Regions from separate parts of the Homo sapiens genome. Here region 1 is linked to region 2. A link is an interaction called in ENCODE POLR2A ChIA-PET data of the cell type or tissue named here. Cell type or tissue: PC-9. All regions are shown on one strand. Each heading gives the region's core, and the rest is flanking DNA. Links, peaks and the distances in the headings are about the cores only.

Region 1 (15,914 bases), core at 4,868-12,867, 670 kb before region 2:
TCAGGTTCCTGAGTAGCTGGGATTACAGGTGCGTGCCACCACGCCCGGCTAATTTTTGTATTTTTAGTAGAGATGGGGTTTTGCCACGTTGGCCAGACCGGTCTCGAACTCCTGACCTCAGGTGATCTGCCCACCTTGGCCTCCCAAAGTGCTGGGATTACAGGCATGAGCCCCTGCGCCTGGCCTTCCCACTGCATTTAGAACAAACTGCACACTCTTGCCCAGCCCTCCAGCCTCCTCCAGGTCCTGGCGTCTTCTCCAAGGCTCACTCTGCTCCAGCACCCGCCCTTCTTTCTCTCCTCATCCCTAGCACACTGTGACCCATGCCAGGAATGCCATCCTCTTCCTGCATGGCTAGCTCCTGGGTTTGCAGACCCCAGTTTAACTGTCACCCTCTTGTGTGACTGAGTCATCCTAGTGAGGTCCCCTCATTTATTCTCCACCATGGCACCATTTTATTTCCTTCATGGAACTTACAACAATTGGCAATGATGCATTTCTTTCTTTCTTTGGTCATTGAATTTCTGTCTCCCTTACCGTCTGTAGCACAAACACTAGACTATAAGATCCATGAAAACAGAAACAGTGTTTCTCTTGTTCATCACCAGGCCTGCCTGATGGATGCTTAACATATCTTTCAGGGCCTCCTGGCCTTGATCTTCACTGTGAGACCTGTTGACATTTTGGGCAGGATGATTCTTTGTGGCGGGGGCTGTCCTGTGCACTGCAGGATGTCCAGCACTATCCCTGGCCCCTAGCCATTTAGAGGCACCCTCCCAGTTGTGACCACCAGAAATGTCTTGACATTGCCAGCTGTTTCTGGGGGGAGGGGTGTAGGAAAGAGAGGAGATGTCAAAACCTTCCTAGTTACACCGATGGAGCTTTTGAAAGATGAATACGCCTGAAGTAAGGAAAAAAAAGAATTCATGCAAAAGTACCACACAGTTGGAGAGTGGGGTATATGGATGCCAAGACAGGCTGCTCCCCACTACGTGTACCAGTGGGAGTGGGGAGAGAGTTACAAAACCAGGTCCCCAATGATTGCAGGACCCCAACGATTCTGCCAGCATCAGTTGGTGTAGATGGCTGGGCCGCTGGTATGAGGAGCACAGGGTGAGGTTCCTTTTTCTTAGGATGTCACTTGGATCTTTATACCTAGGTGAAGGTTGTTTAGCTCAGTGCCAGTTTCTCACTGCGGTCATGGTACATTAAAAACAGCTGATGCTTTGCAATCAAGATTCGTAATATCAGCTCACATATGTTGAGCACATACACCATCTAGCTTAAAAGCAGGATCTGAAGTCGGCGTCACCACTTTCTCCACATGCAATAGGAACTAAAGCACAGACAGGGTAGGCATCTTGCTACAGTCACACACTATAGACCACAGGTGCAGTGATTCCAACCAATTCCGTTTAACTCTAACTGTCCTGTATTAACTACTAATGTATCTGAATTTCCCAGTGAGTGACAATACCAAGCACACAAGTAAAATGACGAATTTCGTCTTTCTTCCCTACGGTGGAGTCAGTGTTAAACATACAACAAGGAGTTCTGGGGCACAGGCTCAGATCCTCCTGGCCGGGGTCCTGAGGAGGATGGAGATCACAAGGTATTGTTTTTTTTTTTTTTTTTTTTTTTTGAGACAGAGTCTGGCTCTGTTGCCCAGGCTGGAGTGCAATGGCATGATCTCAGCTCACTGCAACCTCCGCCTCCTGGGTTTAAGCGATTCTCCTGCCTCAGCCTCCCTAGTAGCTGGGATTACAGATGCCTGCCACCATGCCCAGCTAATTTTTTGTATTTTTAGTAGAGACGGGGTTTCACCACATTGACCAGGGTGGTCTTGAACTCCTTACCTCATGTGATCCACCCGCCTCGGCCTCCCAAGGTGCTGGGATTACAGGCGTGAGCCACCGTGGCTGGCCGGGTATTGTTTTTAAAAAGGAGAACGTGCCTTGGCTCTTCTGCTGGACCCAAAATTACAGAAGCAAAGATGGCTGATCAAACTGGAAAGGCCTTTGGAAATCACCTACAGCTGAGTTTCTCAAATTGGGTTTTGTGGGGCCCACATATCCAGGTGGGCTGAGGGCAGCAGTAAGTGGGCGGTTAAGGGAGGGGTTTGCATACCAGGGTTCAATGAGAAGATTCCATTTCAAGAAATGGTTCCATTGCTAAAACAACATTTGAAAACCTCTGACAACGTCCAATGTCCTGCTTTTATAGATGAGGAAACGAGGACCAGAGAGGACAAGCGATTTGCTCTAAGTGACACAGACTCCCCTCTCCCCTTAGGGGGAGGAAAGCAAGGGCTTTCTGGGTAGAGGGAGCTGTGTCTGTATCCTGGTTCTGCTAATTAATTTCTCTAAGCCTCAGTTTAGTAATTTCAGAAATGAAAGTAATCATATCTTCCTCATCAAGTTTTATAAACAATTAAATTAGCAAATGAATGGAACATGCTAAGAAGACTGGAAATAGTCAAGTGCTGGCTGCTAGGCCTACTTGGAGGTGACACAGTGCTCAGAACAGAGGCTTGGGAGCCACTAGATAGATGGATCTCCATTCTATCCCAGCACTTCCACCTCTAGCTGTGTGACTATAGGCAGATCAGTTCAGTTCCTTTAGTCCTAATTCCTCTTCTGTTTAATTAGCATAATAATTCTTCAAGTACAGGTGTACTGGGAGGTCCAGCTCAAATGAGATACACAAAGTGCTTAGTACATTGCCCAGGAAATTCTAGATGTTCTTTCTTTCTTTTTAAGAGAACGGAGTCTCGCTATATTGCCCAAGCAGGTCTCAAACTCCTGGGCTCAAGCTATCCTCCAGTCTCTGCCTCCCTAAGAGCTAGGATTACAGGTGTGAGCCGCCATGGCTGGCCTAGATGTTCAATAAACACTTGATATTATCTTCTGTGACACCTCATTAGGAGAACTGCTGCTGGGATGTCTCTGCTAGCACCCAAGAAGTACCCACCAGGAACTTCAACTCCTCTAGGGTGTGCAATGCCGAGAAACCTTGGAAGATGCACCTGCACCAGCAAAAAGTAGGCCTGGGTGATGAGTGGACTTAGAAGTGACTTAGAAGTGACTTTTGAGGGACTTAGAAAGCCCTCACCTCACAGCTCCCTCAGAAAGAATGTGTTGCATGATTGCACCTTTTATCTTATTTTTTTTTTAGAGGGGAAAAAAATCAAGGCTAGAACTTCAAGGTCAGGTTCACTTCCCTGCAGGCTCCTCCTAGGCTGCAGTGAAATTTCAAGAATTCAGCCTCTGGGCCCAGTTTACATTCCCACCCTCTCCGTATCCAGGATACCAGAGGGACCGGTAGCATTCCATCCCACCAATCAGCTTCTTCAGCTGGGCTCCAGGCGCTCAGGCGCTCAGTCACATCCTCAGCTGCCTCCCTGCTGGAAGCTGGGCCTAACCCTTGTTCTTGGGAGAAGCATTGCTGCTTAGCAGGAGAGTCATTGATTCATTCAGTTGCCCAAAATATATGTTCAGAACTCACTAGAGCCAGGCACTGAGGATACAGTTTTGTGGTAAACAGCCAGAGTCCCCTGTCCTTAAGGAGCTTGCAGTGCAGTAGAGAAGGCAGACACAGAAATAATTTGGGCAATTCTACAAAGCAGCAGCACACAGGAGCATGAGACTGTAAATGGGGGTGGAGGGGGGAGGGTCTGATCTTACTCCTCACAGTTATAGAAGGCTTCCCAAGTGAGTGTGATTAAACTCAGGGCTGAAGGATGAGTAGGTGTAAGTAGGTGAAGAGAGCAGGAAAGATAACTCCGGTTAGAGAGGCCAGCATTTGCAAGTCTCTATAATGCACAAGGTTGCAATGTCTCTCGAGACCTGTTGCCAGAGTGCAGTGGGGGTGGGGCAGAGAAACAGGATGGGGCCGGAGAGGCAAAATCAGGGTCAGTCCTGTGTTGTTGAGTGTCCTGTGAGCCACGTTAGGGAGAGAAGAGTTTTTTGTTGTTGTTGTTGTTGTTGTTTTGAGACAGGATCTTGCTCTGTCACCTAGGCTGGAGTGCAGGGGTATCATCATAGCTCACTGCAAGCCTGAACTCCTGGGCTTAAATGGTCCTCCCTCCTCAGCCTCACCAGTAGCTGGGGCCACAGTTGTATACCACTATACATGGCTTTTTTTTTTTTTTTTTTTTTTTCAGTAGGGATGAGGTCTTGCTAAGCTGCCCAGGCTGGTCTCCACCTCCTGGGCTCAAGGGATCCTTCCCCGTCTTGGCTTCACAAAGTGTTGTGATTATAGGCATGAGCCCCCTTGCCAGGCCAGGGAGAGTAGACTTTAAGAGCCATGACAGAACATAAAGTGTTTTATGCAAGGGGATGATCAGGCTATAGTTCTGTAAGAATCTTGTAATGAGTTCATCTTGAAGGAGTGGGAGGGGGCTGGTAAGGGATAGCAATTTCTGAGTCCTCAGCATAGAAGGGATAGCAATTCCTAAGTCCTTAGCATAATGAACCTGGGCTGATAAATAGGGAAGCTGTGCAGGTAAAGCCTGGGCGGGGGGATGTGCTCCTTCCAAATGTCCCTCTCCTGCACTCTCTCCTTCAGGACAGTTCCGCAGCCACACCAGTGCAGAGCTCAGTGTTTCTGGACAGATAGCACTTCAGAGCAGCCTCTACAGGTTGCAAAAGTCACAGAGGTGCTGCCCATCATTATGAACCTCTAAACCTAGACCTGGCCTCACAATGAGATCTTGTCTGGGAGAAGAAGTCACATTCTCCACAAAGGGCTCACAGCACCAAGGGTGCATTCTCAGGCATAAAGGTATGAAGAGACGGTCAAGGATTATAAAGATGCACATTTTCCATGAATCTCAAGGGTGCAAAATAGGCATCATCCACTCCCAGCTCCCGAAGGGAAAAGAAGGTCTGCAGATGCATGCTTGACATTATACATAGGGGAGGTACTCAAAAAATACTTGAGGAAGGAGAGGAGAAAGGGAAAGAGGCGGGCAAGGAGATAGTCAATTGGTTAGTGAATTCGTAGTTTCTTTGAAACCCCTGTGAGCTTCATGGAGTCCTTGGTCCCCTACAGATGCCAGTTGGCTTTCAGCCTGGTTAGACAGAGAACCAAATCTGGCTGCCTGGCACCGGGGGTGCCATCCCCAGAGATGCTGAAGTCAGGAGGTCTGAGGTGGGGCTTGAGACTTGAAGGGTTCCCCCACCATTTTTAATAAAAGTGAAAAATGGCCAGGCACAGTGGCTCATGCCTGTAATCCCAGTACTTTGGGAGGCTGAGGAGGGTAGATTGCTTGAGCCCAGGAGTTTGAGACCACCATGGCCAACAGGGTGAAACCCTGTCTCTACAAAAAATACAAAAATTATCCTGGTGTGGTGGCTCATGCCTTCAGTCCCAGCCACTTGGGGGACTGAGACAGGAGGATGGCTTGAGTCTGGGAAGCAGAGGTTACAGTGAGCTGAGATTGTGCCACTGCACTCCAGCCTGGGCGGCAGAGTGAGACCCTGTCACAAAAAAAAAAGAAAAAGAAAAAGAAAAAACCAAAAACATACAGAAGTAACCCACAAATACAAGTAACAAGAAACTTTTCCCTCCTCACCTACTATGCAAACCCTTAAGTTACAGGGAAGTTAATATTTCCAGTGTGCCCTTCCAGAAATGTTTTCACAGACATATCAGCAGGTACACTAACCCAGCACACATGCATGTGCACACAAAAACACATATACATGCTGATCAAATACATACACATATTCTACTTCATTACTAAGAAAGTATCACTTATAAACAGAATTATTAGATGCAACCAGAAAAGGAAAACACTACCAATAAGTTATGACCCAAAGCTTTCCTTACCTTAGAATATTTATATGTACTGAAAAAGCTCAGACTTTTTTTAGATATGGCCTTTATTATATGACTCTCTTTTCCATGTATGACAAGGAAGTTAAATGAAATGAATGAACTATGGTATAAGATTGAGCCCCTTCTCAGCTCTGAGTCATCAGCACCTGTGTGTTTCTCATTCACAGTGTCATTCTTTTGTGCTACTGAATGTTAAGGCATTTATTTTTTATCTTTTTTTTTTTTTTGAGACAGAATCTCACTCTGTCACCTGGGCTGGAGTACAGTGGCATGATCTCAGCTCTCTGCAACCTCCACCTCCTGGGTTCAAGTGATTCTCCTGCCTTAGCCTCCTAAGTAACTGGGATTATAGGCACGTACCACCACGCCCGGCTAATTTTTGTATGTTTAGTAGAGATGGGGTTCCCTCATGTTGGCCAGGCTGGTCTCAAACTTCTGGCCTCAAGTGATCCACCCGCCTTGGCCTCCCAAAGTGCTGGGATTACAGGCATGAGCCACCGTGCCCAGCAGCATTTCTTGAAAGAGAATTCCGTGATTCTCTTCCAAGCCGCTGACAATTACTTTGAATTTTGATTCTAGCACTTTCTTGACTTCACCAGAAGATGTCAAAGAAAGTTTTTCAATAAGAACAAAGACCTGTTTGCAAATGGTTTTTCCACGGTTTTCAATGAAAACACAGAGGGGCCACAGCTATCACGTTACCTTAACAGAAACGACATTATTTGTGCATGGTGCAAGCAACGATAGCAATGGCCAACAGCATTGATAAGAGTACCTCACATTCGAAGATATTAACGTGCAAAACAAACAAGTTCATCTTAAAACTGATCAATCACACTGTAGGACATACACAATTTCCCTTAACTCACTCTCAGTTGTCTTGGGGTTGCAAACTCAAATTCCAGCATGACCCAGGCAGGTAACCCAGTGAAGTGGGAAGGGTGGACTGCAGTGAACACAAGCTTTCAAAGGGTGGTCCTGGAGAAGCAGCTATTTCAAAACCATGTGGGCCAAACATTTCTATGGAACAGATAATTCCTTGAAGCCCATCTGTAAAACTCTAGTTGATGGGAGTGTATACTTTTAACTCCATTCTTTAAACATATAAACTACTGTTTTGAATCTTGCTGAATGCTCCATCATGTATCTTGGACTCCTTTCCCTATGAGCACCTGTAGCTCTACCTTAGACTTGTCAGTGTCCACAAGGTACTCCATTGCATGGGTGCCCCAAAATGTATCCACACAGCCCCCAGGGAGAGAGATTTGGGCTGTTTGCTGGGCTTGCTACTCTTACATACAAGGCTGAAGTGAGGAAGTGGCAGGGCTGCAGTTCTGAAGCATGACCCCCTCGAGAAGTGGGGAAGGGGTGGACATTCTGACATCCCCAAACTGGAGAATGGCTATGTTAGTCACCCAGCTCGTCTTGGCAGCTCAGCACTGAGGGTTCGAAGCTTCTGGGAAGGTCAGGGGAAGGACTGGTTGTAGAGGATTCTGAATGCACCAGCTCTTTTTATAGTCAGAAGATTCTGCAGCTTTAGGGGAGAGGTGTGGCCAACTCTTCATCCACCTCTGGCTTCCTCAATTGCAGAGCCCTGTAGCCCCCAAACCCGACTGCTGCCTGCCAACAGTCCCAGACACCCTCACTGCATCCTTCTCTCTGCTTTATGTTCCTTTTCTTCCAACAGCCCCAACCCCTTCCAGACTAACAGAGGAAAGAGAAGAATGAGTGCATGTAGGATGGGGGGAGGTCTTAGCTGTATTTGCCCCAGGATCACCTCCCACTACCTCTTCCCCTTCTAGCACATTCCATGCATACATGGTGGGTGCATAGAAGTAGGGGTAACAATAGTGACCTCAAGAACAATTGACAGTGTTGAGAAAACACGAGCCAATTAATCATCATAATTCTGAAGGTGCCTATTGTTAGCTCCATTTTATTGATAAGAAGAAAACTGAGTCTCAGAAAAGGTGAATGCCTTTGCCTAAGTTACACAACTCATGAGTAGCTTCCCTCCATAGAACATCCCAGTTTTTCAAGGATTTCTTCCAAGGGGTTGTTGCTCAGTCAGCACATGGAAACCAGAAGTTTCTTTCCTAGACAGTGTGGGTCCCAAGCCGATTGCCGAGACCCTCCTGTCCAATGCATTGTTGCATTCCTAGTGAGTGAGGGTGGCAGGGGCACGGGAACATTTCTTTTAGGAATTTTTTTGGAATTTACATTTTTAACCAAAGCCACAGCTGTTTTTGTTTTGTTTTGTTTTGAGACAGGGTCTCGCACTGTCACCCAGGCTGGGGTGCAGTGGTGCGATCTCGGCTCACTGCAGCCTCCACCTCCCGGGTTCAAGGGATTCTCATGCCTCCGCCTCCCAAGTAGCTGTGGCTACATACGCCTGCCACCACGCCCGGCTAATTTTTGTATTTTCAGTAGAGACAGGGTTTCACCATGTTGGCCAGGCTGGTCTTAAACTCCTGACCTCAGGTGATCCGCCTGCCTCAGCCTCCCAAAGTGCTAGGATTACAGGTGTAAGCCACCACGCCCAGCCAAAAGCCACAGCTTTTAAGTAATATTGCTTTCTATCATTTCACTTTCCCCTTTATCTTTCTACCCTTTGAATTATTGTTTTGCTCATTCCTTCCATTTTCATGCACTGACCTCCCTGGCAGCAGAAGAAGCAAAGCAGGCTTTCCTAACTCTCTCTCATTCCAGTGGGTCCAGAAATTTGCAGAACCTGGCAAAAAGGTTCTAACTCCAGGTTCATTAGCATGGCTTGTTAATTATAAACACTCCCCTTCCTCCCAAACGCCTAAAACAGCAGATTAAGTTTCAACTTTTGCTGGCAGGACACTTGCTTCGGACATTCCTTCTCCCCTCACCTCCTAGGATTTACAACACAAAAGTAAACATTTACACTGGTTAAGATTTACCAAAAGGAAGTGTGGTCTGGAATGCTTCCTTTGAAGTTCTGCCTCACGAGAAAAAGAGAACCCTTTTAAATATATAAAATAAGAAAATAAGCTCACGTTGGAAAAGAAAACCTCAAAGCCTTCTAGATGATATCCCACTTGGGCTCAGCATAACCAGGCTTTCTGTTTGTCCCTTGGGCCTTGAGGGCAGTGTATGTTAAATCCTAAGAATCATACAAAACTACAGGTCCCTGCTCAGGGTAAATTGTGTTATCAGTCAGCAGTGCAATCAAGTGGTCTCCTGGAAGCTCTCCGATAGGACTTTCTTCCTGACTGAGATATCACCAAGAGGGAAGGAAGAAACCAAGTACCCTACAGAGGGGGAGCCATGGGGCAAGACCAACTTATCAGGACAGAAAGAGCAACGACATCCACCTGTTCGTGCCAGAAAAAGCTGATTCTTTCAATGAGGCTTTTCTGCTTTACTGCAGGTGGATGAGGGGTGGAGCCCAGACAGGTGGATGCCAGCTGTGCTGACTGAGGGAATAACAGATGCTTTTGCAAGCAGGGGCACCAGACACCGAGGTCATGCAAGTACTTTTGGGGAAAGGGAAGTGAAAAAACTCCCCACAGGCCAGGCGCGGTGGCTCATGCCTGTAATCTCAGCACTTTGGGAGGCCGAGGCGGGCAGATCACGAGGTCAGGAGTTTGAGACCAGCCTGGCCAATATGGTGAAACCCCGTCTCTACTAAAAATACAAAAATTAGCCGGGCATGCTTGTAGTCCCAGCTGTTCGGGAGGCTGAGGCAGAAGAATTGCTTGAACCCGGGAGGCGGAGGTTGCAGTGAGCTGAGATCATGCCACTGGACTCCAGTTGGGACGACAGAGCAAGACTCCGTCTCAATAAAAGAAAAGAAAAAACTCCCCACACCCACCCTAAGATTGCAGGTCAGTGGCAATGCTCTAATAAGGAAAAGGGGAATGACTACAGTTGCATGGCATTCCTATCCAATCAGACTCTTCACCCTCTAGAGATCGTGCCTCCACCACTATATACCCCTATTGGTCAAGATCAACCAAGAATCTTGACCATGGAGAGCAAGTCCCAAGAACTTGTTGTTCACCAGCAAGTGAAGAAAGGGTGCACCAGGAAACAGCATCATTCATAACCCATTCTGTTCTAGCCCCTGCTGACTTCTTTACCTGATTAGCTCGCTGGTCTCTATGACGGCCCAGTGAGGCAGATGTTATTATGCACACTTTGTGGGTGAGATCACTGAGACTAGTTAATGCTCCCAAGGCTGCAACTTATGCCAAAGCCATCCAAGAGGCAGATGTGTTAGAAGCAGCGCTGAACTTGGACTCCTAAATTGTGAAAGGCTCAGCTCTGCTTTCTGTTAGCTGGGAGACCTTAAGCAAGTTACTCAACTCTGCAGGTATTTCTGGTCCCACTCTGTTTTGAGCAGCAGCGTTTCAATGGGTTGCACATTTATGAGAGAAGTCCACATCCACCCACATGCTCTAACTTCTTGACCCACCCAGCTGAGTGTTCAGAATTTATCAGCATGAATGCAACAAATTTTGGTAAGGCTTTCCCCTCACTCCTGGGTTCCCTATAAAGTGGGGAGCATATTCCTGCCAACACGAGCTTATATTCTCATTTGATATCCTTCCAGAGTGGAGACAGCAGCCAACTTAATGCTATACCACACTCAGGCTTTTGTTAAGGGAATATCTACAAGCACTGGCCTTTCATCATTCTTCAATCAAACAGCCCTAGCAAGGTCTCACCTTACTGCAGAGACAAAGCAGATCCAGAGCCCCTGGGCATTTACTCTTGCTACCTCCAGCTTCCTAGTGTCTCAAAAAGCCACAATCTCACTCAGAGGAACACCCCGGTGCTGGTTCTAAATTTGATCCAAGGACCATAATTGCAAACCCATTTCTCTAAACTGTAGAAGCTCAATCTTCCAACTTGCCAATTGGGCATGAAACAATGTACCTTACAAGGTTTCAACGAAGAGCTAAGGAGGCCCCAAAAAGTAAGATCCTTTCCATCATAAACATTCCTGCTCTTAGGTCCTGGGCCCTAGAGCACACTATCCGAGCGAGTCAGCATGAGACATACATGTCAGAAACCAATACAAAATACATATCACAGGATGAACAAATGAACCAAGAGGTAAATGAAAGAATGAGGGAAAGGAGAGGGGGAGAAGACTGGGAAGACCAATGGGGGCCCTGAGTCATGCTAAGATATTTTGGGGTTTTCTATGAGCACTGGAGAACCATGAGCAATTTCTGAGAAGGAGAGTAATTTGCTCTGGAAAGCCCTGTGGAAGAAAATTCCAAAAGTAGTTGCAACAAGAGATTGCTGGAAAATGATCTTGGAGCCTGGTTACCGTTAGCTGACTGTTGCAATAACCAAAGCAAGAAATGACACCTTAACTCAGACACTGGCCTGCATATGGCCAGTGCATAGAAGGGTGGGAATGAGTCAAGAGACCTCAACCACCAAAGGCTCTCAGCAGCTCTGTCCCTTCAAAAATGCAGATTTGCAGAATAAACTTTCCCACATGCTTATTTTTGTTCTAGGTTTCTACAAATGCGAAATAAGACTATCCGGTCCGGCCGGGCACGGTGGCTCACACCTGTAATCCCAGCACTTTGGGAGGCTGAGGCAGGCAGATCATGAGGTCAGGAGTTCAAGACCAGCCTGTCCAACATGGTGAAACCCCATCTCTACTAAAAATACAAAAATTAGCATGGTGGCGCGTGCCTGTAATCCCAGCTACTTGGAAGGCTGAGGCAGAAGAATTGCTTGAACCAGGACACAGGAGGCGGAGGTTGCAGTGAGCTGAGATCGCATCACTGTACTCCAGCCTGGGCTACAGAGCTAGACTCCATCTAAAAACAACAACAACAACAACAAATAACACTATCAAGTCGGGGCCGGGCACGGTGGCTCATGCCTGTAATCCCAGCACTTTGGGAGGCTGAGGCGGGCGGATCACCTGAGGTGGGGAGTTCGAGACCAGCCTGACCAACATGGAGAAACCCTGTCTCTACTAAAAATACAAAATTAGCTGGGCGTGGTGGCACATGCCTGTAATCCCAGCTAGTAGGGAGGCTGGGGCAGGAGAGTCGCTTGAACCTGGGAGGCGGAGGTTGCGGTGAGCCGAGATCACGCTATTGCACTCCAGTCTGGGCAACAAGAGCAAAACTCCGTCCCAAAAAAAAAAAAAAAAAAGACTATCAGGTCGGTGTCCTGAGCCACTAATTCCTATCCCCATTTACGCCTTATTACCTTAAAACAAAACAAAACAAAAAATCATTACTGTCCACTCACATTCCTAGCAGCATTATTCACAAATAGCCAAAAGGTGAAAGCAACCCAAATGTCCACCGACAGAGGAACAGAAAAGCAAAATGTGATATCAACATACAAGGGAATATGATTTACCCTTAAAAAGGAAGGAAATTTTGACACAGTCTACAACATGGATGAGTCTTATGTATTATTTCACATAATGCTAAGTGAAACCACCTGTCACAAAGGACAAATACTATGGGATTTCATTTATATGAGGTATCTAGAGTAGTCAAACTCATAGAGCCAGAGACAGAATAGTAGTTTCCAGGGGCTGGGGGCAGGGTGGAATGGGGAATTGTTTAGTGGGTGTAGGAAGATGAAAAGAGTTCTGGAGATGGATGGTGGTGATGGTGGCATAATAACAATATAATTAATGCACTAAACTCTACCGTTGAAAATGGTTAAGATGATTAATTTTATGTTATGTATATTTTACCACAATTTTTTAAAAAGGAAAAGAAATCATTTCTCACATGGAATGTCAGTGCAAATGGGACTGCCTGTAAATGATGGAATTCTTTGCCACCAGATACAGCCTATCCAGGAAGCTTCTCCTCCTCTTCCAGGCAACTTTTCATTATTGCTTAAAAATTCCCCTCCCCACTGCCCCACCTGGTGCTGACTCAGCTCCTGTCAGTATCTGAATGCCAGGAACCAGCCTGAGGGCGGACACTGCCACCTTCTCCTGTGTCCTAGGACACCCAGAGTTCCCAGAGACTGACAATGATGCCATCCACCACTCCAGGACCCCAGCCCCTGCCAATCTCAGCGAGCATGGCCCCAAGTCCTGACTGGCATCACACGTGAGCTTGGCAGGTTCCAGAAAGCTCTCTTCATGGCAAGAAAAGCTAGGGTGGGGTACCCTGTGGGAGCTGTTGGTAGGGGCTCCTATCAGAAGGCCCCAGGGCCTGCCATCTCAGAGGACAAGGAGGACACACGTGGTCTCAATGCTATGCACAGAATGAGGCCATGGAGGTTAGCTTGCTTCTGCCCACTTCTGCCCTTGCCAGCGAGTCAAAGGAGATCAGGACTGGAATGAGGAAATGGCTCCATCTGTCCTCTCCCCTGCAAAGAGCTGGAAAGCTTGCTCTACTGGATCCAGTCATTTATTCAGGTATTTGAACTCAGCTACTAGGTGTCTACACATTTAGGATGGTCATGTCTTTTTGATGAATCACCCTATTATTGTAAAAGCTCTCTGCATGCCATGCTGACAGCCATTCCAATATTCTTTTGATTAGTATTGGTATGGTATATCCTTCCTATCCTTTTACTTGTAACCTATGTATTTATATTTAAAGTGAACCTGTTACAGGCAGGCTATATACTTGAGTCTTGTTCTTTTTTTCTACTTTTTAATTAAAGTGTTTAGTCCATTTACTTTTACTGAATTATTGATATAGCTGGATTTAAGTCTACCAATTTGCCATTTGTTGTCTATTTGTCTTACCTGTTTCTTGTTTTCTGTTCTGCTTTTAAAAAAAAAATCATCCACAATACACCATTATTATGTTTGCTCTAAAGAGTCAACTATCTTTTAAAGAAATGAAGAAATTTTTAGTTTTTTCTATTTCTGGTGCTCTTTTAATTTCTCACGTAGATCTAAGTTTCCACCTGATATCATCTTCCTTTGGCCTGAAAAATTTATTTATTTTTTTTTTGAGACAGAGTCACGCTCTGTTACCCAAGCTGGAGTATAGCGGCACAGTCTCAACTCACTGCAACCTCTGCCTCCTAGGTTCAAGCGATTCTCCTGCCTCGGCCTCCTGAGTAGGTGGGACTGCAGGTGAGCACCACCAGCCTGGCTAATTTTTGTACTTTTAGTAGAGACAGGGTTTCCCCATGTTGGTCAGGCTGGTCTCAAACTCCTGACGTCATGATCCGCTCGCCTCAGCCTCCCAAAGTGCTGGGATTACAGGCATGGGCCACTGCACCTGGCCCTGAAAAATTTCCTTTAACATTTCTTATTGTATAACTGTGCTAGTGATACTTTCTCTAAGCAATTTATTTTATCTGAAAATGTTTGGATTTTATCTTCATTTTAAGGATACTTGTGGTTGGATACAGAATTGTTAAGTTGACAGTATTTTTCCCTTTCAGCACCTTAGAGATGTCATTCAGTTATGTTTTGGTTTGTATCGTCTCTGATGAGAAGTCCGCAGTATTCTTACTGTTCTCCTGTATGTAATTCCTATTGTTCTCCTGTGTGTTATTCCCTGATGATTTTAAGATTTTTCTCATCTTTTGTTTTCAGCAGTTTGACTATGATGTGTCTAGGTGTAGTTTTCCACATGATTTTCCTGGATTTATTGGGCTTCTTGGATCTGTGGGTGATATCATTTTCATCAACTTTGGAATTTTTCAGCCATTATGTCTTCAAATACATTTTCTTTTCCAATCTCTCTACCTCCTTTTTTATGGGAATGCAAATACACATTTCTTAGACTGATTAATAATGTCCCACAAATTGCTAAAGTCCTGACTTTTTTTTTCCAAGCTTTTTTTCCTTCTGTGCTTCAGCTTGGGTACTTTTTATTTTATTTTAGACAGGGTCTCACTCGTTCTGTTGCCCAGGCTGGAATACAGTGGCATAATCATAGCTCACGACAGCCTCTACCTCCTGGGCTCAAGTGATCCTCCTGCCTCAGCTTCCCAAATAACTGGGACTATGGGCACATACCCCACGCCTGGCTAATTTCTTTTTTATTTTAGTGGAGATGAGGTCTCACCATGTTGCCCAGGCTGGTCTTGAACTCCTGAGTTCAAGGGATCCTCCAACCTCAGTCTTCCAAAGTGTTGGGGTTACAGGTGTGAGCCACTGTACCCAGCCTCACTTGAATACTTTCTATTGCCCTGACTGCATGTTCACTAGTCTTTATTTTTTTTTACAGCATCTGATCTACTATTAAACTCATCTAGCAAATTTTTCATCAGATGTTGTAATTTTCATCTAGAATTTTCCTTTAGTTCCATTTCTCTACTGACTTATTTTAAATCTTTAAACATATCTAAACAGTCAATTATCTTTTAAAGAAACGAAGAAATTTTTTAAAGTCATCTCTAGGTCTGTTTCTATTGACTGACTTTCTTCATAAACTGAGTACCTTTTCTACTGTTGGCTGGACACTGTCAATATGAAGTTGCTGACCATCTGAACTTTGTTTTCTTTCTTTCAAGAATGTTGAGTTTTGTTTTGATGCCTAATTTATTGGCCGATCAGCTTAATCTTCTTGAGAATTGTTTTGAAGCATTGTTAGGCTATGAAGTGATTTTAAGGATGGAAACCACATGCAAAAAATGGTGGGGTAGAAAAGCATACAGAATCTGGGTCCCTGATGACAATGTGGCACCAAACCACCCTGGTCCAGACCGACCTGTCTCTTGATTCTTTTTCTCTTATGTAACAAAGAGATAACATCTATCTTGAAGCCACTGTTATTATTGATCTCTACTACCAGCAGCTAAACACTATTTCTATTAAAATTAACAAGTATTTACTAAGTAGCAGGCCTTGTGCTAGGTGCTGAGGATAAAGCAGTTTACAAGATAAATGTGGCTCCTGCCCTCTTAAAGCTTTTAGTCTAGAGCAAGGATAGAGAACCATGACCCACAGGTCAAATCTATCCATTGCCTGTTTCTGCAAATAAGGTTTCTACTGAGACACAGCCACACCTGTTTGTCGATATATTATCTATGGCTGCTTTCCTTCCACAGAGTAGTTAAGACAGAGATGGTATGGTCCACAAAGCCTGCCTAGTCCCAGAAGGGTTTCCAACCCTTCTCTAGGATAGCAG
Region 2 (15,914 bases), core at 2,706-10,705:
AAAATATCTTGTGCAAATCCAATTAACATTCTAGATAGCAAAGAATGTATAGAAGATGGGACAGTAATCTGAATCCTCAGATTTAGAAACTGCAAAAAATCCTAGATACAATAAGAAATAAGAAATACAAATCTAGTCACAATGGAGTAAAGCTGCATAACATTGAAGACAATAAGAATCTTAGTACTGAGCAGAAATTTAAAACTCAGATTGCCTACAGAGAAAAAGAGTTTATTCTCAACAGATAGCAACAAAAATTAAAGACACTCTTTTCAATCTCTGAAACACTGAGGAAAAATAAATAGCAACCTAGAATTGTATAACTGGCTATTATGCAATAATGAATCATAAGTATTTTTTAGACAAACAGAAAAATGAGAGCATGTCACCAATAAATCCTAACTAAAGGAGCTCTTGGTGTAGTGGTCCTTACCCAGATTTTAATTTAGATGGTCTGAGGAGGAGCCCAGGCATTCATTCTCTCTCTTTCTCTCTCTCTCTCTCTCTCTCTCTCTCTCTCTCTCTCTCTCTCTCCCCATCCCCATTCTCTCTGTCTCTCTATCTCTAAAAATGTGTATACTGGTACTTAGTTTTTAAGCCACCTAGGAGACTACAGTGAGCAGACAGCAATGAAAGATAAGATATAATTTATCCATAATATTGAAGACAGAGACACAGAGGTTAAAATATGAGAGAATCAGAGACAAAATGGAATAGAAAATGAAAACATCTTGTGTTAAGTTCACTGTTCTAAAATGGGCTTCTCAAACTTGACTGTGTCTACTGAACTCCTGGGAATCTTGTTGATCTATGGGCTCTGACTTAGTGAGCCTCAGGTTCTGCATTTCTGATAAGCTCTCAGGTGATGCTGATGGTGGTGTTCGTCCATAGACCACACTTTGAGTAGCAAACTCCCAAAGGAACGGTTCAGAAAGGTAAAAATTTATCCCAGGGAAAAGATTGATATTCAAGAAACAATGGTGAACAAAACATTTGTTAAATGTGGGTAAATAAAAACAAATATTAATTGCATCAAATGATAATAAGTTTCATTTTCATGGGAAACAAGTAAAATGAGAGGAGATGATGAGTTAAACTCTTCCAAGGTTTCATATTATTCAGATGAAACACAGAAGTCTGATTTATGGAAGTGGATGCCTTGGTGGATGTAGATCAAGAGTTTTACAAGTGTTTGGGGTGAATTAACTAATAAAGCTTAAAGAATCCCCACGATCCAGTAACCATAAAATCTATTAAGCAAACCACGCCACTTTTGAGAGTAAAACGGGGTGTTATCAGTAATTAAAATGAACAACACACATAAACCAAGATCATGCCAGGCAAACGAGGAAGGGGTCAGCTTCTCTCAAGAGCTGTGAGATGTGGCTGAATGAGCAGATCTCTGAGTCTCTCTCCACCCCAACTCCCCATACCCAATCTAGCAAGAATCTCCTCTTTTTGTTTACCTTGTACCTCATGGTTCTGTGTGGATGCTCGTTTAAAAAATAAATACAATGGGCACCTGTTGATTTTGTCTGCCAAGCATCAGCTTCTTTTGGTGGCTGCACCTTAATTTCCTTTGCGGAAAACCACCCCACCCCACTCTATATCCTTTATCATCAGTCTCTGCCTACTCCATAGATAGAAACATCTTCCAAACCTGGCCAATCAGGCCCTTCTATTCCCATGACCACAATGATTGGTTGCAGCATAAGCATAAGACCAGGGCAGCCCAAGGAGAGTCAATCCTGAGGATAACTAAGAAGGTGAATGCTTTTTCTATTGAATTTCTAGTTGTAAGGATTATGCAAGCCTGCAGCTTCTGGGAACCAGTGAGTAGACGGCCTGTTTGAGATCCATCTAAGCCAGAGGGAGACAGACAAACATGCCTAAGCTATCAGTGACATGGTTTGCACCACTGACTCTAGGCAAGCCTGAAGCTAATTATACCCCTGCGCTCGGAGGTGAAGTGAAACAATATCTTCTAAATCACTTTTTAGTATTTATTTATTAATTCTTATTTCTGTTGTCCTTATTTACTTAAGTCAGTTTGAACTGGGTTTAGACCAGCCCATCAAAGGAATAATTAATAAGATGTATAGTTTGTGAAAACCACTTGACCAAATTAACTTGGCAATCCCTTTCAGCTCCAGGGACATCACTCAAGTGGCACCAGCTAAGTAAGAATGAGAATTAGAATTACTATTTTCCAGGTGCTAATATTCAAATCTATGGCTTGAAATTGCTGTGAACTTTTTCAATGCTTACTACTTCTTCTAAAAATAGATTTTCTTAACCCAACTCACTCACTTTACAGTTGGAAAAATGAGCCAGAGTGTGAATTCTAAATTCACGTTCCAAGATAGGAAGCTTATAAAATGTTGTATATGATCTGATTTTCAAAACATTTGAAGGGGCTGGTTTAGATAATAGAAATTCAGCTAAAGCAGGAGGCTGGAATTAATGCTTTCAAATTTATTTGCTTCTGATTCTAAAACTCATAACTATAAGCTATTTAAATGCATCATTGTTAGTATTCCAGGGACAGTCACAACAGTAAATAAGGTACATGCTCAGTGCAACGTGCCCTAATGGCATCTAAGGAAAAATATCTACCATTTTGCATTTCTTCTGAATGCTTGACTTAAAATGCTGAGTCTATGCACTGTGATACTTTTATTTTTCATATAACTTGTTATTTATACTAACAACTAAGTTTTTCATACATTTTGAAAATAGAATAAAAATATGCTCTTAAAAAGATGAGTCCCCAGCACCCACAAGCTACTGGCACAGAGAAGTTCTTCAAATACTTGCTGAATAAATGATGAATGAATAAATATGGCTGATACATATAATATGTTAAGGAACATAAAATATGTAATACAGACAGGAGAATGTACTTTCCTTTAGATACTAGTTACTACTTAGGTCAGAACTTCGGAACATGCATTTCCAGAAATACAAGTGCCAATGCAAGGTGTTAGACTTTAAAAAATGATAAGTTACTGTCAGCAAAAAGTTTGAAAAAATAAAGCTAAAGACATTTTTTTTTCTGACTTCTTAGAGCCTTTAATATGTCAGTATACATTATCAATATCCAAGAAGGGACAAAAAGGAAGCAGAGGTTTTTAGACATAATTATTCTAATTTGACCACCACATTTAATTTTGGTGTAATATCTTTTTTTTTTTTTTTTTTTTTTTTTTTTGAGACACAGCCTTGCTCTGTCGCCCAGGCTGGAGTGCAGTGGCACAATCTCGGCTCACTGCAAGCTCCACCTCCCGGGTTCACGCCATTCTCCTGCCTCAGCCTCACGAGTAGCTGGGACTACAGGCGCCTGCCACCACTCCTGGCTAATTTTTTTTTGTATTTTTAGTAGAGACGGGGTTTCACCGTGTTAGCCAGGATGGTCTCGATCTCCTGACCTCGTGATCTGCCAGCCTCGACCTCCCAAAGTGCTGAGATTACAGGCTTGAGCCACCACGCCCAGTCCAACATCTCTTATTAAGGACATTCTACAGCCCTCCCTTTAAGGAATGCTTCCAGGCTGTCACTGCCAGCATCCAGAAAAGGACCTGACTAATGCTTCCTTTGAGAAAAGCACCGTAAAGCATGGTAAAGTCAGAGAAATTTTTGCTTATGAGTTCAGATACATCATATAATTAACTGTTGTCATTTAATTGTTAATTTTTACCTTATTTCAGGTGTATTTACAGAAATGAGTGTGATGTTTTAAAAATGATTTAAATAAGTTCTAGGCACTGATATGCAACTTACTAATTTGAGAGGAAGAGGTAACATTATCTCATTCTTCTTCTGAAATTAATTATGGCAAACACATCATATGGGGAGGCAGATGTGCTTTTTGTATGAGTAGAGGAACCTTATACCCAGTCAGTAACTAGAAGGTACAATCGAACTCTACAAAAAGATTTTTTTTTCCCTGTGATCCCAGCAAAATAGCTTAGAGGAGCAGAAAACATTACCCTGGATGTAGAACTGATCTGCATAAATTCATCAAAGGACGATGCTGTGGATGCACAGATTATTTGAAAGAGGAAACATATCAAGCATTGCTTTAAAGGAATGCCTGAAATAAAACGAATAGTGTTTCAAAACTCATTGCAGTTCTACATTTCTTATGTATCAATAAAATGTGGATAAATGTATAAAGGAAAGTACTGAGTATTTCATTTGCTTCCTTGTATTCAACCACATTTTCAGTTATTCCTTATTGATTTATGATTTTATGAAAGCCCAGGGATATGTTTTCCTGCATATTTCTAGTTGACAATTGAAAGTGTATTTCATGTTTTGTAAAGGACATGTGGAATGCTTCCTTGCAAAGCTTCACTCTCCTTTAAAACAATACTTATAATAGGAGTTCAATACAACAACAAATAAGCATCATTTGTTTTCCTCTTTATCTTATCTTTGTTCCACAGGAATTTAAATGCAAATGTGAAATAGAATGAACACCAACAAATGCATCAACTGCTCCCGCAATATAATCATTGCAATCTATAAACCATAACAGGCTCTCTTGTGCTGGCTGCTTACTGTCACAGTATTTTGTGGTTGGAAATACATTCTGTGGGTGTTATTTTGCAACCAAATTTGAATAGGAACACTCCGAGGAATCATCCCAGTGTTTATTTGAAAAGAGTGTAATGTTTGCCTGTGCATGTATAGAATGGCTTTATTCTTTATTTAACTTATTTTCACAAAACAATTAAGGGAAATGTATATTTAGCATCAATAATTAAAACCAGGGAACTCAAAGGGAGGATTGATCTGCACAGCCTTATCTAGCAGAGCTTTCTCTCCTTGCTATTATTCTTGCTACATGATCTTTCTTACAGTCTCCTGGAACAATCCATTCTGAATTTGAATACAGGCCATTCCAAACATTAGTCCTTCTACCCTGAGAAATTACCCCATGTGCTATCCTAGGTCAATCAGTTACAATTTTTAATACCTTAGAAAGGGACCTAAGTGGATAGACTGGCTTCTAGACCAGTGGTTCTCAACTTTCTCAATTTTGGCATTGCTGTGGTCTGAATATCCTCCAAAAGTCATGGGTTGAAACTTATTCTTCACTGTGATAGCATTAAGAGGTGGGGGCCTTTAGGAGGTGATTAAGTCATAAGGGCAGAACTGCCATGAATGGGATTAAGATCTTGATAAAAGAGGCTTCACCACTTTGGGAGGCCGAGGTGGGAAGATCACCTGAGATCATAAGTTCGAAACCAGCCTGACCAACATTATGAAACCCCATCTCTACTAAAAATACAAAATTAGCTGGGCACGGTGGCACATGCCTGTAACGCCAGCTACTTGGGAGGCCGAGGCAGGAGAATAGCTTAAACCCTGGAGGTGGAGGTTGCAGTGACCCAAGATTGTGCATTACACTCCAGCCTGGGCGACAAGAGTGAAACTCGGTCTTAAAAAAAAAAAAAAAAGGCTTCGCACAGCATTTGGCCTTTCTGCCATCTGCCATGTGAGGACACAGCAAGAAGGTCCTCATCAGACCTCAAATGCTGTTGCTTTGATATTGAACATCCCAGCCTCCAGAAGTGAAATAAATTTCTGTTCTTTATAAATTACTCAGTCTCAGGAATTCTGTCATAACAGCACTAACAGACTAAGACAAGCATGCAATAACACTTTCTATGGCAACTTATTAAGCACAGACTTTCAGACTTCAAACCCAGAAAGTTAGGTTCAGTGCATCTGGAAGAGGACACAAACATCTGCATTTTTAATGTGCATTGCAGCTAATATAGATGCATGTGGCTCCATGCTCTGCTAGATCAGGGACTGGCAAACTGTGGCTAATGGGCCACATTTGGCCTACTATCTATTTTTTCTAAGATTTGTTGAAACACAGCAACCTCTATTTAAGATTATCTATGTCTACTTTCACCCAAAGTATAGCCTATGTTTACTCAGCCCAGTGAGAGAGTTTAGTAGTTGTAAGAAGTTATAAGAGAGACTATACAGTTAGCAAAGGCTAAAATATTTATTATTCTTTACAGAAAACGTTGGCCCACCTCTGCTCTAAATGACATTGTATTAAGCTTTATGCTTCAATAGCCACTGTGAAGGACAGTATGGAGATTACTAAAAAAACTACAAATAAAACTACCATATGATCCAGCAATCCCACTACTGGGCATTTATCCAAAGGAAAGGAAACTAGTGTATGGAAGAGACATTTGAACCCCGAATGCTTATTGCAGCACTGTTTGCAATAGCCAAGATAGGGAATCAACATAGGTGTCCACCAACAGATGAATGGATAAAGAAAATGTGGTGCATACACACAATAGAGTAGTATTCAGCCTCAAAAAAAGAATGAAATCCTGCCATTCATGGCAACATGGGTGGAACTGAAGGATATTATCTTGAGTGAAATAAGCCAGGAACAGAAAGTTAAACGTCGCATTCCATGTTCTCACTCATGTGAAAGATAAAAAACAAAAGCAAACAAAAACATGATCTCATAGAGATTAAAAGTAGAAGAGAGAATACCAGAGGCTGGGAAACATAGGGGAAGAAGGGGATAGGCAGAATTTGTTAAAGGACACAAAATAACAGCTATATAGGAAGAAATACGTTCAAGTGTTTTGTACCACTGGTAGGACTACAGTAAACAATAATATAGTATATAGCTTCAAATAGCTAGAAGGAAGATTTTGAATGTTTCCAATGCAAAAAAAAAAAAAAGATAAATCTTTGAGAAGATAGATACGTGAATTGCTCTGATTTGATCACTATACATTACATGTGTCAAAATATCACTATGTACCCTATAAATATGTATAACATTATGTGTTCATTAAAAATAAAGCTTTTAAAAGGCAAGAAAAGCCTTTTGATATTAAAGGAAAGGGCTGTTGATATATAATGTAACCAAGTTAACTGGGATTTCTTTAATTTGGAACCTGTAACAGAGTAAATATAAAATATGTTTTCCTTCACACAACTTGTTTTAAAAACGCATATATTTAATAAGTACAATAAAATGAAAATAAGATAAAATTCAAAAAAAAAGTTTTATGCTTCAGACTTAATGTACCAAAATACTATGATGTTATAATAAGTAAGTCATCTTCCCATGATGTTTACTTTCCTACCCTGGCCTAGTAGCCCTTACTTGACACGGTTCCTGGGTCCCTCATAAACTTCATTCTTTCCTTCTTCCACCATGCCTTTGCTCACTGTCCCAGGCATACTGGCCTTCTTTCTGGTCCTCAAACATGCCACGATTGTTCACACCTCAGGGACCTGCAAACAGGCCATGCGTGCTCATGCTTTCATCTTTTTAAAGATTCAATGAGTATTTATGTAACATTCACATGTGCTCAGGAGACATGCTAAGTCAGTGGCATCCACTGGTTCTTCTATGGTTCTTCTCTACCATTATGGCCCATCCCTTACCTCTGCTGCCCTTCCAATGAAGAAAGAGCATTGAATATGGAGTGTGCAAATTCTGGGATTTTTGTACCTTGTTAGAGTGTTAAAAGATGGCATTTATTTAAAGAGTCTCAAAGTTGCAGCACTTTATGGCCTGAGTATTCCCACTAGCAAGTAATTCTGGCTTCCACTGGTTCTGTGTCTTTCAGGATTAGCTGTATAATATACAAGGCCCGGCGCAATATGAAACTGCAGGTCTTTTGTTAACAAATTATTAACAGCTTCAAGAGAGTCAAGAGAGGACAGAAGGATGTTAACCTAAGTGTTCTGAGCACAGACAACTGCACAGGTCACAGATTCAAAAGGTGGCCCTGGCAGGCGGAAAAGAGCTAGTTTAGGATAGTATTTTGTGTTTAAAACTTGTGTCTTAGACATTCTCCATATCTACTGTCAAAAACGTTTCAACAAAACTCACAGTAAGATCAGTCCAATTTGTTTGCTGATAGATGACACCATCATATACTTTGATTAGCCAAATAGTTGAATTAACATACAGAAAGACCAAATATTATTTCCTACCAAATTCACCTACACATCTATGAATATTTTTGAAGCTTCATGCTTCCCAAATTTGAACAAATGTGATGTGACTGATACAGCAAAGTGTCATGATAAAATGATTTTGTGCATGTTCAACACAAGTTGGCAATTGGCCCAGAATATGTGTAAGTAGCACAGTTGAAGCCTTTCAGATTCTAACTGAACTAAAGTAATGGACATCTGTTGTTTGTATACAGTGTTGGTAGGACTTTCAATCAAGGTGGCCTGCTTTTCCTTGGTCAAGAGGTGGCCATATGATTATAACCAGGAATGAACCTATTGTCCTAGGATTTGGTCTTGACTAGAGTAATGCAATGACAAAAATTTAGTGGAATCATATATGGAAAAATTGTTGGTGTAGATTCATTTTATTTATGCCTTATTACTTCAACATATATTCCTGCTACCTAGTTCACTGGAGCTGTCTTGCTTCCTGTCTGTTCTAGTGTTTTTCTTTTGAACCTGTTCATTGATTTGATTCTGATATTTCTTTGTAAAACCTTTTCTCTATTTGAAGTCAGTTTCTGTTGCTTACAACCAGTGAACCAACACTAGCGCAAACAAGATGTGGCTATCGATCGTCTGTAATCTTAAATAACTAACACAATTGCTTATATAATGAAGACATAATGTTTATAACCTATTGCACTTATCGTGTAGGCTTCATTGCTTCAACTGTTTCTATAATTTATTTATTTAATACTTTTACTAATAATAGGTGCCAGCTTGGAAGCAACTTTACCACTGAGAATTCTATTGCAAAAGTAGCACATCTGTGCTGACAGGATAGCTCACTAGATTGACCTAGATAATGAGTTGTATAATTCAGGCTCCACAACAGACACTGAGCTATGAAAATATAAGTAAATGAGTGAAAATGAAATTCACTACCCCATATTCCATGTTATTTCTGGATGCATTGCTTAGCAGAGCTATTAGTTTGTCTTCTTGCTGGGAAATGGGATTTAGAGGTTTTTAGAGTAATACCATCACAAACCCTCCCTGCAATCACTGCATAATGCTAGATGACTCCAAAATGAAGTAAATGTAAAAAAAAAAAAAAGTGAATGAGATATGTCAGATGAGTATAATAGCAAAGAAAATGCAATTCTGGATCATCTCCATCCCCATGCAAAATGTGAAATTCTTTCGAGTTCGCCTAACACGTATTGAGTAGTTACTCCACTACCAGGATCAGAAATAGATAAAGCAAGTGAGGTGCCCAGGGAGCAAATGATAAGGAGGCACTCGCTCTCCAGACTGCTAAGTGCAGACTTGGCACCTGGAAGTGAGTGCTTCTTCATCGTGGACCCCTGTGCACCTCACTTGTCTCACTTTTGTTCAGGCCCTATTTACTGGGCCAATGAAGAGCTTTAAAGAGAAATTTTTGTCCATTCAAATCTGGTAGGAGGCAAGTTTACCAATAACTCTAAAATGAGGTTGAACAGCATACATGCCATAACTGAGAGACACAAAATGGTAGAGAAAAACCGCATTGAACTGGCAGTACCCATAAAGGTAGTAAAAAAAAAAAGTTAGTAAAAGTACTACTATTTGAAATTGGATGGCTGTATTTGTTTTCTCTCTCAGAAAACATGACTCAGACTGATGTAAGAAAAAAACAATATTGACTTATGTAACTAAAAATTCCAGAGGCATAGTGTGACTTGATTTGGAGGAGAGACAGTGTCAAGAATTGATTTCTTTTTTCTCTATCTCCTTTTAGATTGGCTCCATTCTCCAACAGACAAAGTGGATGTGGCAACCCCAGACCTTCCAACCTTTCAGCTGCAAGTTCAACAGGAATAAAGACTTCTTCCCAGTGGTTTCTTCAAAAGCCCTCAGATTAGCTGTTTGCCTAGCTTGTCACATGCCACCCCAGAACCAATCCCTATGGCCAGAGAAATGTAGCGTATTGATTGGTTTAGCCCTAGGTCACATGACCCACCTCTGGAAAAGGGCTCAATCCTCACTCAAACTGCTTTGGCTGAAGGCTTGGAAGAGATGGAGCCAAGGAAAGTAGACACTGGGGATGCAAAAATAAAAGTTCAATAAGTATGCCTTTAAATACGGACCAGATACTGAATATTAAAAACCAGCACATTCTGAAAAGAAGAAATATAAGCAAAAGAAAAAAAAAGTGGGAAATATGAGATAGTATTTAGAATTAGTAAGCTATCCAACTAAGGTCAAGTTCAAGAATATTTTAAGAGTTACTTAAATATATAGAGATAGCTAGGCATGGTAACTTGTGCCTGTAATTCCAGCTGCTCTGGAAGCCAAGGTGGGAGGATTGTCTTAAGCCCGGGACTTCAATGCTGCAGTGAGCTGTGATTTCACCCTTGCATTCCAGCCTGTGAAATAAAGGAGACCCCATCTCTAAGAAAAAGAAAAAGAAATAAATATATAAAATTACTTCCCTGTTACTCTATTTTCCATCACATTCTTTGCTTCTATTATTCCACTTAATACTTGTGTGTGAGTGTGTGTGTGTGTCTGTCTGGGTGCGTGTTTGGTCTCTCTTCTATTTTGCGAAGTTTCACGTTTGTATTGTTAGCATACCACTAGGATGTTGTATACTGTTGGTCCTCAATCATTTTTTGCTGAAAAAAATAAAGAGATGACTCAATAGAATAATATATGAAAAGCAGTAAGCTAGCCTAGAAAAGTAATCAGGGTCAGGTTGCATTAGACTCTGAAAGTCAAGCCAAAGAGTTGAGACTTTATCACATAGCTAATGTTGGGAGCCCAGACATCAAATGATCAGAGTTGTACTCCAGAAAATTAATCTTGTAGCTTTTTAACCTGTAATAAAAGCGAAAGAGGGAGAAGTTAGATGACTCAGAGGAATATTATTTCACTATTTCAGGTCCGAAAGACCTGATGTGAGTGACGACTGTGGCAGTAGAAATGCAAAGGGAAGTACAAATAAAGGCATACATAGAAAGGATAGCAATTAAGGAAAGAGAGACATGGAGAGGAGTCAAATGGAATGAGACTGTGAGGCTGGTTACCTGGAATAATAGGAATACTACTAACAGAAGTCAGAAGCTAGTTGCTTGGTGGTTTGGGGGAAGGATAGGATGAATTCCAGCTTTGACATACTGACCAGATATTCAAGGGGGATGATTCAAGGGGGATGTGTTCCCCTCACTGTTGCAAATGCAAGAAGGGACTGAGCACATATTTGGAGCTATAGATTTCTCCTCCTGAAGGCAGAAGAGGAGGAGGAGACTGAAGTTATAGAAGAGGATAAAAATAATAAAGAAGAAGAAAAAGCAAGGAATAAGCCCAAAATTATTGTTAAATGTGGTAATGAGATTGGATTTTATGCTAAATATAGTACAGTGAGAAACTATTGATAGTTTTTAAACAAAGGCATAATGTGATTTGATTTGCATTTTTAAAAGATGACTTTGGATGCCATAGAGAAAGTGCATTTAAGGTCAAGTAATTTCCAGTCCCAAAGATGAATCCATAATCCATGATTCCTCGCTCTTGGCATAGTCTAGTTTATCAAGGTCTTCTGTCTAGACCTTTACAACAAAAGAAAACCCTACCATTAAGAACTGAAAAGAAGAGCATAAGATAGCAAGGGAAAGAGAAAAAGGTTAGTGAAATAAGATCGTTAGTCCATGTCACAGCTGTAGAAATTAAGGCTAAGACAATTAAGTAGTGGGAGAGAGGTGGCAATGCTGAAAACCAAATATGCCATCTGCATTCTGTGCTCTTAATGACTGTGCTATACTCTCTTCTGGTGGGTTCAGTATATCTTGTTCAAGAAGTTGCAGTGACCAGAATTTCTTGGGGTATTGCATGTGATAGGTAAGAACTTGGAAGCTACGTGTGTTCAGAACAGAAAGAACCTCTTTGACCTATATTGGACCAAAGAGATTAGATAATTTGTCCAAGGTCACAAAAGCACTTAGAGTTAGAGCTGGACACACAGACCAGGCCTCCTGAGTCCCACAGGGCAGAGTGATATTCCCATTCTACCATGTAGCCTCTTTCTATGCTGATACTTAACAAGATCTTAAGTTAACCATTAGACTTGGAAGTAAAAACTAAATTGTGGAGTCACAACTTCTACATATGTCTCGGGTCATGTTACTTATTACTACAGGTACAAAATAGCATGCATGTGAGGAGAATCGGCACCAATAATGCACATTGACAAAAGAACATCCTCATTTTGTAGGAAATCATGTCATCCTACTTGAAGTGTGGCTCAAGAAAAAAAAAATGAGATGGATACTCCTCAGCAGCCTCCAAATAAGAAATACCTTGCACACTAATTTCCATTGTGCAGAACCTAGAAAGTAACTTAAAGAGTGAGTCAAGAGTCAGACAAATATTTTTTCTGAGGTTGAGTATCACTTACCTTTAATCATCATATATTCAGCCTTACACTTTGTTCTTACAGTTTTTGCCTAGCCGTGACATATACATGAATGGCAAATTCAAATAAGGATATTGATGCACAATGGAAATTAGTGTGCAAGGTAGTTCTTATTTGGAGACTGCTGAGGAGTATTCATCTAATTGTTTTTCTTCAGCCACACTTCAAGTAGGATGACATGATTTCCTATAAAATGAGGATGTTCTTTTACCAATGTGCAATATTGGTTCCTGTTCTCCTCACATGCACGCTATTTTGTACCTGTAGTAATAAGTAACATGATCCGAGACATATGTAGAAGTTGTGACTCCAGAATTTAGTTTTTACTTCCAAGTCTAATGGTTAGCTTTATCTTTCAACTTTTATACTGAAATCAAGAAACAGACTGTTTACATGCATTGGTTTATACTGGCTTGCCTTCACAGATCAGAGAGTGTTGAACCATAGACTCAAGTTCTATATAACAAGTCACAGAACATCCAGGTGACGGACTCATACAGCTCATACCTGATTTAGTTCTACTTGTATATTCACAGTAAAAATACTCGCCTTTTAATCTTCAGGGTCACTTCTGCTTCTCAAGTATCAGTTCAATGTTATTTTGTCTCCCAGTATCATCTGATTGTATTTTCTGCAGTTGTTGTTACTTGTAGTTATCTAAATACCCTTCATGTTGCCAAAGAAATGACTTCATTTTGTTTCAGCAACTATTACAAATAAAATCAACTGTATCATAATGAGTCTTAAAGCCCTAGTTAGCACTCTTCTAACAACCTTTCAAAGGTAGATCAGCATTAAAGATGTATTACGGGGATCTCATAAAAGTTAAATATATTTCCTAAGAACCTTAGCTGAATTAGGGGCAAAGCCAGAAAAAAAGAATTATTACCTCTCCTTTAGCCTTTAGGCCATGTTATAAGAACCGACACCCCATCAAACAACTTCATAAATGTGAAGAACCTAATTAGAAAATTAATTTCCAATTATGCATAAAGAACAAAGTATGCTAAATGAGGAAGGGACCACAGCAGGGAAAGTCAAAGCAAAGTGGAAATTCTTTCAGTTTCCTATAGAAGACTAAAGATATTGAGACCCAGGGAATGCAGCTTATTTTATGGAAAAAGACCCTGTGGCTTTATTTCTCTGGCCTTGGGAACTGACATTTTTACTTACAGAAGGTCAGGAAGTTCTAAAACTCTTTGAGGTACAGGCTGTCTATCTTCCAAAGTGGAGGTGGGAAGAGTGAAGCAACCACAATAACCACTTTATCAATCATTCTTTTCAATAAGTAATTCCAGAGTCTCAATGTTTGCATGCTTTATCTATATGGCTCAATTTCCATTTGAAAAACTAGAAAACATACATGCATAAGAATGCATATTTTATCTTTGAAATACTGAGCAGTACTCTGTTGCCAGAGACTTTGATATGAATCTACTACTTATAGGAGGAGGACAGGGGATTCACATATAAGAGGATCAAATATATCACATTTGCTTAGATACCTAATACATTGTTAGCACCCTCAAGGCACACAATGATGACAGTCTGAGTAACTAATGGACTCCTCAAAAACACATCCATATCACTCCTGTCTGTGTTTTCCAAGGGAACAGTCCCATTACAGCACCGCTTTAAATGGGTTTCATGTGCAATTAAAATGAAAATGCCATAATAGGCCATGACATAAGAAAAAAAGACAGTCTCAAAAGACTTCTGTGTGTGTGTGTGTTTTTCTTTTTCTGAGCACTGAAAATTATCTCTTTGTCAGCCCTGTGGTATGGTCACAGTGCAAGCGCCTTAGACTAGGGGAACGTGTTCATTAGGAGAATTCCATTACTAGGCAAGGTGTCAGGTGTGTAGCCTTGTTTGGAAGAGAAAAGAATGCTGAGTTCTCCAGCACCACCTGCCCATCAAACTCCTGAAGCATTTTGCAGCCTTTAAGGTCAACTTGGAGGATGTTAACTTGCACCAGCAAAGGCAAGGCAGGAGATTTGACTTCTAGCCCACTAATTTAATATAGTGCCTTACAAATCAAGGTTGTGTTGCAAGAGATGGTAGCACTACTCAGGTGTTGCTCAGAAAAAGTTCATGGTAGCATTAATCAGGTGTTGCTCAGAAAAGAGAGGTGGTGGTTTCAAATTAAGACCTAAAGAGGGAATTATTAAGCTACATACTCTTTGTGGTGTGACAGATGTTTTAACAATCTAATCCTAAAAGTCATCATTTCACTACCAATGAAACCACAGAGCTCTGAAGAGAAAAGAAGTCTGCTGCATCAGGATGGTACCATGGTAGCACAAGAGGATCAAAATCTGGGCCGCTACTAGGGAGGGGCCACAGACCGAGCCCTTCTCATTTGCCTGAGATGCTTCAGAAAGTTGCCTGAAAGTTCCTCAGAACAAAGTACAGGCATTTTGAGAACAGAGCCTTCAAACTGTTTCCTAGTCCCTCAAACCAATTTTGACTAGTAATTAACTGATTCCCAACATCAAAAGGTGAGATATCCCAGGAGGAGTCAAGGGAGATCAAAGCCTGTGGTGAAGGGTCCCCCTGCACCTCTTCCACCCTCCGCCCTCTTTCTCAGACAGACATCCATCCGACTGCAGCAAGAGAACAGTCGCATCGCTTCTCCCTGGAGACTGACATCAAACAGACTTCCAAATAACTTGCTGGAGTTTCCAGGCCCTGTTAGGAGAAAATGAGGAAGGTACGGGTACGTGACCATATGGTCCAGATTTTCTAGGATGATCTAGGTTTCTAATATTCAGTCCTGTTGTCCCCATCACTGGAACAGATCCCCAAACAGGGTCACTGTGGTAAAGAAAAACTGAGCAGTGCCTGACATATAGTGAGCAAAAGATAATTCCCTTCTTTTGCATATCAACAAATAGTAGAATTCCTAATTATTATATTTTTAAAAATATGTTTTCTGTGTGTATACTTTTTGTAATATAAAAAGAAAAAGCATTACACACTGGCTTTGCATAATGATAAACACCCATGTGTATTTGTCGAAGCCTTTGTCTAAGCCAGGTGCTGGGCATAAGCCTGACAAAGCTGGTCAGTCTCTGTGCAGAATGGGTCATTTCCCATGATGCTCTTACTAAGGCATTTTAATATGACATTCAAAAATGCACTTGATTAGTTCGGCTCACCATGCTTTCATCTATACCACTGCTTGGCTTCCGTGTTTTTCAACAAAGGTATTTGCACATAGGGATACATCGTAGCAAGTCCTGAGGATTGCTTTTTGGACAGAGAAAATCTGTACCCAAAGCTTTTACAGAGCTTGTGCCCCAGGCACTCTTTGAAACAAAACTTCAGGGCGACTTGCAGTGAAACTGTACCGAAAGATTGAACGTAGGAGATAAGTGAGAGGGAAAGTCAAGACAAGGCCAAAGTTTCTAAATTGGGAAGGGTTCTGCCAGTGTCTTGAGCTCAAACTATCTAAAACTGAACTTACAAGCACCTCCTACAGATGGGGGTCAGA

What was found. ChIA-PET counts read pairs that join two places held together with the same protein. Peaks named below come from ENCODE experiments on the same cell type or tissue, not always from the same donor. Only the 100,000 strongest peaks of a DNase experiment are listed, where the experiment ranks them.
Region 1: POLR2A ChIA-PET joins it to region 2 with 5 read pairs; 1 of 35 experiments calls an interaction of 5 or more read pairs at or near these places.

The regions. Positions count from the first base shown.
Region 1 is chr5:168,322,300-168,338,213 of GRCh38, reverse strand. All of the region lies in intron 1 of WWC1 (WW and C2 domain containing 1), which reads right to left. Among named protein-coding and RNA genes, the nearest start is that of WWC1, 39 kb to the right of the region's middle. RefSeq lists a silencer at 9,323-9,442 and enhancers at 8,778-9,694, 9,695-10,611. In PC-9, for the core only: no CTCF peak of the experiment used is centred there; DNase peaks (open chromatin) are centred at 5,983, 8,753, 12,083, 12,773 and 2 weaker places; H3K4me3 peaks cover 1,198 bases; H3K27ac peaks cover 7,301 bases.
Region 2 is chr5:167,647,762-167,663,675 of GRCh38, reverse strand. All of the region lies in intron 4 of TENM2 (teneurin transmembrane protein 2), which reads right to left. TENM2-AS4 (TENM2 antisense RNA 4) reads left to right here and starts at 3,535. Exons shown (of 2, transcript XR_007059037.1): 1 at 3,535-3,618; 2 at 9,749-10,134. In PC-9, for the core only: no CTCF peak of the experiment used is centred there; DNase peaks (open chromatin) are centred at 6,485 and 9,655; H3K27ac peaks cover 1,191 bases.